Regions from separate parts of the Homo sapiens genome. Here region 2 is linked to region 1. The links are chromatin contacts, found by Hi-C or POLR2A ChIA-PET in ENCODE. All regions are on one chromosome and are shown on one strand. Each heading gives the region's core, a stretch centred on a gene start or an enhancer-like site at or near the end of the contact. The rest is flanking DNA. Distances are from core to core; before and after follow the strand shown.

The links. Hi-C counts contacts between places; a loop is a spot of excess contacts on that map. ChIA-PET counts read pairs that join two places held with the same protein, here RNA polymerase II (POLR2A). Pooled maps may share reads with other maps.
Region 2: a loop to region 1 is called in a pooled map, with 6 times the contacts of the local background. The contact joins the promoter of RIMKLB here to the promoter of AICDA in region 1. A Hi-C loop is called at or near these places in 2 of 168 maps with a recorded cell type or tissue (OCI-LY7 and chondrocyte), 5 of 37 single-sample maps with no recorded cell type and 6 of 50 pooled maps. POLR2A ChIA-PET finds 5 or more read pairs at or near these places in 5 of 52 experiments (HEK293T, MCF 10A, OCI-LY7 and 2 more).

The regions. Positions count from the first base shown.
Region 1 is chr12:8,610,811-8,617,002 of GRCh38, reverse strand. AICDA (activation induced cytidine deaminase) reads left to right here and starts at 4,144. Exons shown (of 5, transcript NM_020661.4): 1 at 4,144-4,243. The coding sequence starts at 4,236.
Region 2 is chr12:8,694,734-8,700,859 of GRCh38, reverse strand. RIMKLB (ribosomal modification protein rimK like family member B) reads right to left here and starts at 2,869. Exons shown (of 6, transcript NM_001297776.2): 1 at 2,563-2,869. RefSeq lists silencers at 2,265-2,434, 2,965-3,064 and an enhancer at 2,074-3,040.

The DNA of each region.
Region 1 (6,192 bases), core at 2,895-5,394:
TACCATATTGAGCAATCCTGCTTCTGGGTAAATACCCAAAGAAAACAAAATCAGTGCCTTGAAGAGATAACTCCATGTCCACTGCTGCGCTATTCACAATAGCCAAGATATGGAGACAACCTACGTGTCTGTCGACAGATGAATGGATCAAGAAAATGTGGCACGTATATATATATCAGAATAAGAATATCATTCTGCCTTAAGAAAGGAGATCTTGCCATTTGCAACAACATTGATAAATCTGGAGGACATTATGCTTGGTGAAATAAGCCAGACACAGAAAGAAAAATACTGCATAATCTCACTTATATGTGGAATCTTAAAAAGTTGAACACATAGAAGCAGAAAGTAAAATGGTGAGCCAGCCACAGTGGCTCACGCCTGTAATCTCAGCACTTTGGGAGGCCGAGGTGGGTGGATCACTTGAGGCCAGGAGTTCGAGACCAGCCTGGCCAACATGGTGAAACCCCCGTCTCTACTAAAAATACAAAAATCAGCTGGGCGTGGTGGTGCATGCTTGGAATTCCAGCTAATTGGGAGGCTGAGGCAGGAGAATCCTTTGAACCCAGGAGGCGGAGGTTGCAGTGAGCCGAGATCACACCATTGCACTCCAGCCTGGGCAACAGAGTGAGACTCCGTCTCAAAAAAAAAAAAAAAATAAAATAAGAAAGAAAGAAAGTAAAATGGTGGTTAGCAGGCATGGGGAGGTAGGGAAAATGGGAAGATGTTGCTCAAATGGTACAAAGTTGCAGTTATACAGGATTAATAAGTCTAGAGCTCTATTGTACAGCATGATGACTACAGTTAAAAAAGATTGTATTGGGCCAGGCACAGTGGCTCACACCTGTAATCACAGCACTTTGGCTGAGATGGGAGCATTGTTTGAGCCCAGGAGTTCAAGACCTAACTGAGCAACATAGTGAGATCCTGCCTGTACAAAAAAACAAACAAAAAAATTAGCCCAGTGTGGTAGTGTGCAGCTGTGGTCCCAGCTACTCGGGAGGCTGAGGTGGGAGGATTGTTTGAGCCCGGGAGGTCAACGCTGCAGTGAGCCAAGATCATGCCACTGCACACCAGCCTAGGCAACAGAGTGAGACTCTTGTCTCGAAAAAAAAAAAAAATTGTATACTGGAAATTTTCTAAGACAGTAGATTTCAGATGCGGTCACCACACACACATATCCATACAAGGTTACTATGTGAGGAGATGGATAAGTTAATTAGCTTGACTGTAGTAATCATTTCATTACAGATAACAAAACACCATGTTATGCACCTTAAATATGTGCCGTTTTTATTTAAAACAATAAAACAACCCAATTGTGTGTACCTGTGTGTTATTCTCTTGACAAATGGGTGAAAATATGATAAAAGCCCAACTCGCATCTGAGGATACAACTTAAAGGGATTAGATTTCAAATGCCTGCACCTTCCAGTTGACGCTGCAGATGAATTAGGAGTCTCCATTCTGCTCCTTGACCAACTGTCCTATAAAACTGAGAGTGCCAAAGGCAACTACCGTCTACTATCTTGCTGGTGCCCTGAGGAATTTTTTCAGCAATAATAATTTAGACAAGGCCAGGTGCAGTGGCTCACGCCTGTAATCCCAGCACTTTGGAAGGCTGATATGGGCAGATCACTTGACCCCAGGAGTTCGACACCAGCCTGGTCAACATGGAAAGGCCTCGTCTCTAAAGAAAAATACAAAAATGAGCTGGGTGTGGTGGCACATTCCTGTAGTCTCAGCTCCTCGGGAGGCTGAGGCAGGAGTGTCACTTGAGCCCAGGAGGTCAAGGCCTGCAGTGAGCCATGTTCATGTCACTGTAGTGCAGCCTGGGTGACAGAGAGAGACCCTCCTCAAAATAATAATTATTATTATTACATAATTATTAGAAATAATTATAATTATTATTTTGAATCTCATGGCTAATTAAAAAATAATTTAAACAGATTATTTTACTTGTCTTTAGTTTACTTAGGAGTGTATTTTAAGTGATAAGTGCTAAAGAGAAAAATAATTTAGGGGATGGAGGCAAGGGAGTGTCAGAATGGTGAGATTTTGTTGACATTTTAGATATGGTGACTAGGACAAATCTCAAATACCGGACAGTATTTGAATAAGGACATAAAATATATGATGGTGTAAGCCACAACCATACACAAAAAATAACATTTCAGCAGAGGGACCTCAAGGGCAGAGGAAGGAGTGTGCGCTCTTTGCGTGAGCAAGGGAGAGAGTGGAAGGAGATGCAGCCAGAGGGGTGAAGCAGAGCAGACGGTAGAGGGGCTTGTGGGCCATCTCAGGCTGCTGGCCTATACTGAGAGAATGGGAAGCCATGGAGGGTTATGACAGGGGAGTGACATGACCTTAAATATTCCAGAAGGAATACTCTAGTTGCCATGTGGAGAACAGACTGTAATCGAAGAAGGGGGAGGCAGGAAGGCCAGTTGGGAAGCAAAATGCAATAATCCAGGTTGCTTGGACCTGGAGGTAGTGAGAAGTGGTCAGTTTGTGGCTATATTCTGGAAGCAGAGATAACAGGATTTGCTAATGGAGTGTGCATGGAATTTAAAAGAAAGAGAGGAGCTGAGAGACACTCTGCCCAGGTTTTGCCAAGCAATTGGAAGAATACTGCTGTTTATTGAGATGGGAAAGACGGCAAGAAGAGTAGGTAAGGCAGAGAACAGGGGTTCTGTTTTAGACAGGCTGGAGGTGCTCAGACATCCAAATGGAGATTCTGAGAGGGAAGCTGGATACACTTGTCTTGAGTTTCAAGAAGTGGTCTGATAGATTTGCCTGTGTCCCCACCCAAATCTCATCTTGAATTGTAGTTCCCACAATTCCCACATGTCATGGGAGGGACCCAGTGGGAGGTAGTTGAACAATGGGGGTGGGTCTTTCCCATGCTGTTCTCATGATAGTGAATAAGTCTCACAAGATCTGATGGTTTTATAAAGGGATTTCCCCCTGCGTGAGCTCTCTCTTGCCTACCACCATGTAAGATGTCCCTTGCTCTTCTGCCATGATTGTGAGGCCTCCCCAGCCATGTGGAACTGTGAGTCAACTAAACCTCTTTCCTTTATAAATTACCCAGTCTCAGGCATGTCTTTATTAGCAGTGTGAGAACAGACGAATACATGGTCCAAGCTAGGGCTATTGATTTGAAAATCATCAAGGTATAGATGGTATCAAAGGCTTGAGGCAGGAAGAGAGCAGAGACCCTAGCTGCATTGCTTAGCATTGCATCCCTAGCACCTGGCATAGTTTCCATTAACAGTAGGCATGAAGTATCTACTCAGTGAATAAATAGAATGCATATGGGCTACAGTAGGAGAGAGAAATAAAATCTTTAATAGACCAAGTTCTATGAGAGCACAAAATTAAAGTCTTTTATTTGAAGATCTTAGCCTGTTTTCCAAATTCAGTGCAGCCAGTTAGACACTGAATCTGTCTGGTGAAACAAGCATTTTTGTATTTTGGGGGACTGCTGCTGCTTCTGACTCCAAATTAAGGATTTTTTTTTTTTCTAAAAAAGATGGCTCATGCAAAAATCACTCTTTGGTGTAAATATCTAGTCTTCAAGCAATTCTTGTAATGCAATCAGAAAGAAAAAAATCCATGGTTTGGGAGGCAAAATTTTTGTGTTCTAAATTCTATATAACTGAGTTCATTTGCTTAACTGCAAAGCAGGAGCTGCTAGTGCCTGTCTGTACTGAGGTTCAGAGAGACTGTGGGAATATGGGGGAATTAGAGGCTATCTGAGGCTCTTCAACACAATAACCCAAGAAGCTATTTAAATGCTCTTTAAGGTATTTACATAAATATTACTATTCTCATTGTGCTTTTATTTTGTGTTATCATGATTATAATTGAAGTGTCTACTGTTACTGCCTCCTGATCTTTGCTAGCTATGGAGCATGGACTGGGCTTTTAGAGCAGCAGCCCCAAAGGAACCTAAACATTAAAGCAGAGCTGCCCTCAATGGTTTAACCTGTGTGACTCTGCCTATGACAGCCCCACCCACCCATCTTCACTGGATCCAAATCAGGAGCAAGGCCGTTGGGGTACCTGGTGGGGGTGATGCTGTCAGGGGAGGAGCCCAAAAGGGCAAGCTCAAATTTGAATGTGAAGGGCCAATGCACTGTCAGACTAAGACAGAGAACCATCATTAATTGAAGTGAGATTTTTCTGGCCTGAGACTTGCAGGGAGGCAAGAAGACACTCTGGACACCACTATGGACAGGTAAAGAGGCAGTCTTCTCGTGGGTGATTGCACTGGCCTTCCTCTCAGAGCAAATCTGAGTAATGAGACTGGTAGCTATCCCTTTCTCTCATGTAACTGTCTGACTGATAAGATCAGCTTGATCAATATGCATATATATTTTTTGATCTGTCTCCTTTTCTTCTATTCAGATCTTATACGCTGTCAGCCCAATTCTTTCTGTTTCAGACTTCTCTTGATTTCCCTCTTTTTCATGTGGCAAAAGAAGTAGTGCGTACAATGTACTGATTCGTCCTGAGATTTGTACCATGGTTGAAACTAATTTATGGTAATAATATTAACATAGCAAATCTTTAGAGACTCAAATCATGAAAAGGTAATAGCAGTACTGTACTAAAAACGGTAGTGCTAATTTTCGTAATAATTTTGTAAATATTCAACAGTAAAACAACTTGAAGACACACTTTCCTAGGGAGGCGTTACTGAAATAATTTAGCTATAGTAAGAAAATTTGTAATTTTAGAAATGCCAAGCATTCTAAATTAATTGCTTGAAAGTCACTATGATTGTGTCCATTATAAGGAGACAAATTCATTCAAGCAAGTTATTTAATGTTAAAGGCCCAATTGTTAGGCAGTTAATGGCACTTTTACTATTAACTAATCTTTCCATTTGTTCAGACGTAGCTTAACTTACCTCTTAGGTGTGAATTTGGTTAAGGTCCTCATAATGTCTTTATGTGCAGTTTTTGATAGGTTATTGTCATAGAACTTATTCTATTCCTACATTTATGATTACTATGGATGTATGAGAATAACACCTAATCCTTATACTTTACCTCAATTTAACTCCTTTATAAAGAACTTACATTACAGAATAAAGATTTTTTAAAAATATATTTTTTTGTAGAGACAGGGTCTTAGCCCAGCCGAGGCTGGTCTCTAAGTCCTGGCCCAAGCGATCCTCCTGCCTGGGCCTCCTAAAGTGCTGGAATTATAGACATGAGCCATCACATCCAATATACAGAATAAAGATTTTTAATGGAGGATTTAATGTTCTTCAGAAAATTTTCTTGAGGTCAGACAATGTCAAATGTCTCCTCAGTTTACACTGAGATTTTGAAAACAAGTCTGAGCTATAGGTCCTTGTGAAGGGTCCATTGGAAATACTTGTTCAAAGTAAAATGGAAAGCAAAGGTAAAATCAGCAGTTGAAATTCAGAGAAAGACAGAAAAGGAGAAAAGATGAAATTCAACAGGACAGAAGGGAAATATATTATCATTAAGGAGGACAGTATCTGTAGAGCTCATTAGTGATGGCAAAATGACTTGGTCAGGATTATTTTTAACCCGCTTGTTTCTGGTTTGCACGGCTGGGGATGCAGCTAGGGTTCTGCCTCAGGGAGCACAGCTGTCCAGAGCAGCTGTCAGCCTGCAAGCCTGAAACACTCCCTCGGTAAAGTCCTTCCTACTCAGGACAGAAATGACGAGAACAGGGAGCTGGAAACAGGCCCCTAACCAGAGAAGGGAAGTAATGGATCAACAAAGTTAACTAGCAGGTCAGGATCACGCAATTCATTTCACTCTGACTGGTAACATGTGACAGAAACAGTGTAGGCTTATTGTATTTTCATGTAGAGTAGGACCCAAAAATCCACCCAAAGTCCTTTATCTATGCCACATCCTTCTTATCTATACTTCCAGGACACTTTTTCTTCCTTATGATAAGGCTCTCTCTCTCTCCACACACACACACACACACACACACACACACACACACACACACACAAACACACACCCCGCCAACCAAGGTGCATGTAAAAAGATGTAGATTCCTCTGCCTTTCTCATCTACACAGCCCAGGAGGGTAAGTTAATATAAGAGGGATTTATTGGTAAGAGATGATGCTTAATCTGTTTAACACTGGGCCTCAAAGAGAGAATTTCTTTTCTTCTGTACTTATTAAGCACCT
Region 2 (6,126 bases), core at 1,620-4,119, 85 kb before region 1:
TCCTGACCTCAAGTGATCAGCTTGCCTCATCCTCCCAAAGTGCTGGGATTACAGGTGTGAGCCACTGCGCCAGGCCACATAATTACAATTTCTAGAGGCTCTTTTCTCATTTGCTTGTGACTTAATCCCACTTGCAGAATACTCTTTGTAAACTAATCTGCCATAAAACAAAGTCTTTCTATGAATGTATATCACTGAAGCGCCCCCAAAACAGTTGTCAGCAAGCAACATACAATAAAACTCACCCTCCTTACTTTATGTTTGGTTCTCTCTCTTCACATGTTGTTCGTGGGTATAGAAGTTCTTCCTCCACCCATTTTCACTCAGTTTATGTCTCTATGCCTGCTCCCCAGAGGAAGATGATAAAAGCTACTCCTGCTTCCCAAAGTGTGGAACAACTGGCTCTGCTCTGTCCCCTTTCCCCATCCCCTACTAGTGTTCATGGTTGGTCAGTCTTTCAGCTCATAGAGAGGGGAGCTTTGAGAAATAAATCTAGTGACTTACCCCAGCAGCAAATCCTAGGTGGATACAAATTGTGAAAAGGGTAATTGGGAGATATTTTAAAAGAGATGTTTCTCCATGTGCCACAACAAACCAATGCCTGAAGCTGGGTTCGTGTTCACTGGTCAAATAATGTCCACTTTAGTGTGTTTCTTCACAGTATGACTGAGAAGGGGTGGAAGATTTAGAAGAGTTTACTGGTAATTTCCCTCTGGAGAGGAAAAGGGGCCTGAATGACAAGGGAAAAAAGAAGGGGCTAATTTATTGTCACTCTCCCTGCTACTCCTAGATACTACTACTGACAAAAGTATATTAAACAGGGATTCTAAGAAAACATGGGCAAAATAAGAAAGCTATCCACTAGAAACTAAGATAAGTAGAATTTTAGCTGGTAGCCAACCGGCTAAAGATTAAACGCTCAGTTCCTTACCCCCTGCGGGGGGGCAAGGCAGGAAGAGAAAAGTGGCTCTTGACCGAGTGGAGGATTGTCTGTGACTGAATTTGCTGTTCCCCTTCTTGGCTCTGTTCTCAGAATCACAGACTGCCCCCCTCCCTGACAAGCAGACTCCAGCACCTGGTAGGGGTAAGAGAAGACAAGAGAGAAAAAAGGGAGACAGAGAAAGATAAAAAACATCAACAGCCATGTTGCCAAACTAACAACTAAATCAATGACATGAAAGAAGGAAATTAACAGCACTAACCAAGATAGAAAAGAATAAAATAGGATTACCTCAAGACAAAATAGGCCTCCTCCCCTTTGACACACTAACCAAATAAAACAGTAACCATTGGAAAAGAAATTTAACTATGATTATTTTTAAAATTAGAGGGTTGCATACTAAAATTTAGGAAATAAATGTTAAATCTCTGAGACCGGAATTTCAGAGAGTGTTTTATTCCAAATGAATATCTTAAAAGTATTCTCATAATTGCTTTTAAGAAATCATTTTTTAAAATAGAAGAAATGACCTTTAAGGTACCCAATATTGTGAAAGTAACAAAAATGAGATTTAAAAACATTTCAATTTAAATGGTTATAGTTAATAATTAAGAACACCCATAAATATAATGAACATACCAAGCCCACAAAAAAAAATCTGCATAGTAGGCTGCCCATATACTTTCTATACCTATTTAGAGTTGAACCTAACTCCACAAAGATGTGGTAACAATATATATAACTAATGGGAAAATGACAGCATACTGAAAGAATTTACATAGCAGTTGCATTGAGCATGGTTAGTGCAATAACCCCTCACAGAACAGAATTACCACCCCATCGCTATTCGCCAATACAAATGGGATAAAACAGTGAAATAACAAATGTGTGATCAGAGATAAGGACATATTAATAAGGGGAGATTGAAATTATTACCACTCTGGTTTGGGTTTTTTTTGGGGGGGGGTGAGGGGCAAGTAGTGTAATATTTACATCATGCTCAAATTTTTAAAGAATCAAAACTGGACAAGCAATTATTTGGTCATCCCCTTCTCATTCAGAGACTGTCAAAGGAAAAGATGGAATGACTGTCACACTCTCTAAAATTTACACGTAAGGAGGAAAACGTGGAATCGAATACAGTAGCTGCGGGACCGCACCACGTGATCCTCCTCCCGCGGTCGCTCCATAGAATTTGTGGGAAGGGGGGGGAGGGGGAGTGTCGCCGCAATCCCGAGGACAGGTCAGCAGCCCGCGGGTCCGACTCCAGCCGGCGTTCCCGGGGTTACCACACCCCCTCGCCGGCGGGGAAACCATACTCCTTACACGCCCGAAGTCGCCGCCCCCTCGACACGGCTCGCCCGGTCGCACGCACACGCCACGGGCCGGCGCCTCCCGGCACACGCGCGAAGGCCGGGCCCCGCCTCGCTCCCCACCGACTCCGCGGAGCGGCGACCACCGGCCTCAACTAGCCCCGGACCCCGGGCGCGCTCGGGCCGGTCCCCTCCCCGGCCCAGCCCCCGCTAATCGGGGGATCCATTCCGCTGAACTCGCCCACTCGGGAGGGCGCGCCTTCGCCTCACTGCTCTACACCCGAGGGCAACAGCGGTCGTACCGCTCACCTGGGTCGGGGGGCTCCTCCCTCGCTCTCGGCCGACTGAGCCGGGCTGGGGCCTTCGAGGAAGCGCGGGCCGCCGGGCGGCTGGAAGTGGGGGAAGGAGAGGAGGGGGAGGGGGTCGGGATACCGGGAGCCGCCTCCTTTCTCCTCCGCCGACTGCGGCTCCCGCAGGCTGGCCGGGCGTCCTCGCACACTCGCCCAGTTTCTCACAGCCTCGCGTCCCGTCAGCTTCTCCCTCACCCCACTCCCACACACTCTCACTCCCACACACTCACACCCGGCCGCTCCTCGTTCCCTCACTCGCCTGCCGCGCGCGCGCGCGACCCCGCTCACACACAGCGCGCGCGACGCCGGCGGAGACCGCCCCGCTCCCTCAGACCGAACGCCGCCCGCCCGCTTGCTGAGGAGCGGCGCGCGCCCCGGCCCCGCCCTCCTGGCGCCGCGGCGCGGCGGGCGGGGGGCGGCGGCCGGAGGAGCTGGGGGCCGGGCCAGCGCGCCGAGCACTGCCGAGCGGATCTGACACCTGCGTCGAGAGCCGCCCTCCCAGCTCCTCGCCCGCACCCGAGCCATCGCTGGCCTCGGGGGAAGAGAGGCGATGGATCGCGCGCGGGGAGCGAAAAGGGAGCGCGAGGGCGCTCCGAGGACGCGCCTCCCCACCCGCCCCCAAACCGTCTTCACTGAGAAAGGGAAACGGATGGGGGGGGTGGGGGGCGAGGTTTGCTCCCAACTCGAAACCGCGAGATTAGTCCCTTCCGTTGTACGCCCTCCCCGCCCTCACATTCCCTGCTTAGGCCCCATCAATCTGCGCCTGGAACCCCGACACGAGCCCCCTACCCCCTCGGGCGCAGGGTCCTGCCGGCATCCCGACGCCTCCCGCCCAGCCCTTCCGCCGGCCGCCGCCCGGAGTCTCCGCTTACGGTGGTTCCTCCCTCCGGTAGGCAAAGATATGGAGACAAAGATCATTCATACCTAGAAGGTCTTTATCCGGGACTGGAGTAAAGACAGTACCTCTGTATATTGAGAGGCAAATTTAAAACCACATGATAAATTTCCTGGCTGAAGCGGGTTTGGAGATACAGGCGGGGTGGATAGCGCCAGCTCTGCCCCCTAGAAACCGGCGTAAACCTTGGACAAGTTAGTTGCTACGCTTCCTCTGAGCCTTTGTTGTGAAAAGATAAAAGAGTACAGTCCGGAGTCGTTGTGAGAATGAAATGAGATATTTTAAGAGCATTTTGTAAATTCTAAAACTATGTATAAAAAATAAAAGTATAGCCCAAAGGAGGCTAAGAATATGAATGTTCAACTACGCTATTACATTTTCTTAAGGAGAAAAAAAAAGGGCTACAGACGACCTCCCAGGTTTACATGGAAGATTCACTTCCAAATAACTTCAGTCACCAGAGACACCAGGTGTGAGGTACGGTAATGTGCTCACCAGTTTGCCTTCTTGCTGGTCTCAGCCCTGTCTCAGTGACCTCAGCCAACAACTTTTCACTGCTCCTCTCCCAGTCAATTGACAATATAATTTCATTTTCTGCTTTTAAAAAATTTTTTGACTAATTTCCTTCAGCGTCTCGAGAGTCCTTTAAAAGATGTAGCATAACCCAGGGTGGTAACTTCTGGATCCAGACTGCCCGGATTGGATTTATGGTTCCACTCCCTATGTGAACCTCTGCAGTAACTTAACCTCTCTGTATCTTTATCTGCTGAGCTGTAAAAGTGAGGATAAAAATAGTCACCTACTTCATGGAGTTGTCATAAGGAGTAAATGAGTTAATAAGTATATAATATTTAACAGCTGACACAGATCAAGTGCTGTTCAAAGTGTTTAGTGCTATTATAATGTTAGGTCAGTGAGAGTAACCTAGGATAGGCGTCTAGTTGGTTTACAAAATTTAGAGGAACAAACGCCCTATAAGATAGATACACTATCTTGAGAACAAAGGGGATAAGGTCTACAGAACTAAATTGTTGCTATTTACTTCCACTCTGATATTCAGCCCCCTGGGACATAAAGTATATTCAACTCCAAGACCAAGAGAAGCATTTTGTGATCAAGGGAAGCTTGAGCACAGAGATACTAACACTGAAAATCTGACAAAATAAACACAGTGAAATTGACACAGGGAAAAAAATGTACAGAGGATCAATAATAATATTTAATTAACCTATTCCTTCAGTCCCACTCTTAAGGAATCCAATTCGTGGTAACTGCATCCCCAGAAAAAGTGGGTTGTACTGGTGAAACTGAGGATAGGAAGTATGACTATTAACTCACTTGCCACTTGCCCTTAAAAGTTGTTATTCAGGGCAGGGCGCGGTGGCTCACGCCTGTAATCCCAGCACTTTGGGAGGCTGAGGCAGGCGAATCACCTGAGGTCGGGAGTTTTGGACCAGCCTGACCAGCATAGAGAAACCTTGTCTCTACTAAAAATACAAAATTAGCCAGGCGTGATAGCGCACGCCTGTAATCCCAGCTACTCAGGAGGCTGAGGCAGGAGAATCGCTTGAACCTGGGAGGTGGAGGTTTCAGGCCGAGATGGTGCCATTGCACTCCAGCCTGGGCAACAAGAGCAAAACTCTGTCTCAAAAAAAAAAAAAAAAAAAGTTGCTATTCAATTTATTGCTTCTATGTGCCATACACATTCTAAGATATTCTCATGTATGTAACAACGTTGCTTTTGACTTAAGCTAATAGGGAGTAAAACAAAGCTCAGGAGGGTATTTAAAAAAAGCCAATGATAAGGCTTAAACACATTACCATTATCATGATATTGTTAAGATAATGTTTATGTGAGTAATGATCAAATTCATACATCATACTTTTTATATGAAGTAATAAGGGGGCAAAAATTATTTACACCATTTCCATATTGGAAACCCAAGGTTCAGAAAGGCTGTACATACATTCAGTCATAATCTTTGAGAATTCATGGTTGATATGTTTAGGCGGCTGTGGACTCACATCTCCTTTGGGTAGCAACACCTGCTCAAAAATATTTTAAGTAGTTTTTCTTGACATAATCATGCACCACACATTTTTAACCAGTGAATTAATATTTTTCAGGAAGTTCGGAGGTGTCGGGGCCGGGCGGGGCGGGGCGGGGGGGCGGGGCGGTGCGGCAATTGAATCCCCTGGGAAGACATACTATAAGTAACCTAGCATGTCTGGAGTCAGATCAATCTGATTTGAAATCCTAGCTGTATTTACTAGCAGCATGAGATTGTTGCTTAACTTCCATAAACCTCAGTTTTCTCATCAGCAAAATGAAGATCATATTAGCACCACTTTATTAAGATAGAAGGATGAATGAGGTAACTCAAATGTAATGCATAACATAGTAAGTCTCAGTGAATGTTAGCTATTATTATTCAAGACTAACTGATACCAAAACAGTCAAATAGTAATCAAAGAGAAATTATACAATGTTTAGATATGTGTGATAATCATACAAATAGTTATATTTATTGCATATCCCTATGAGTGTAAGACCAACTCTATAGGTAAGTAATGTCTTTGAGATGAAGTTAGGGTTCATCCTTTGCCTGCACCAAAACACTTCCAGAT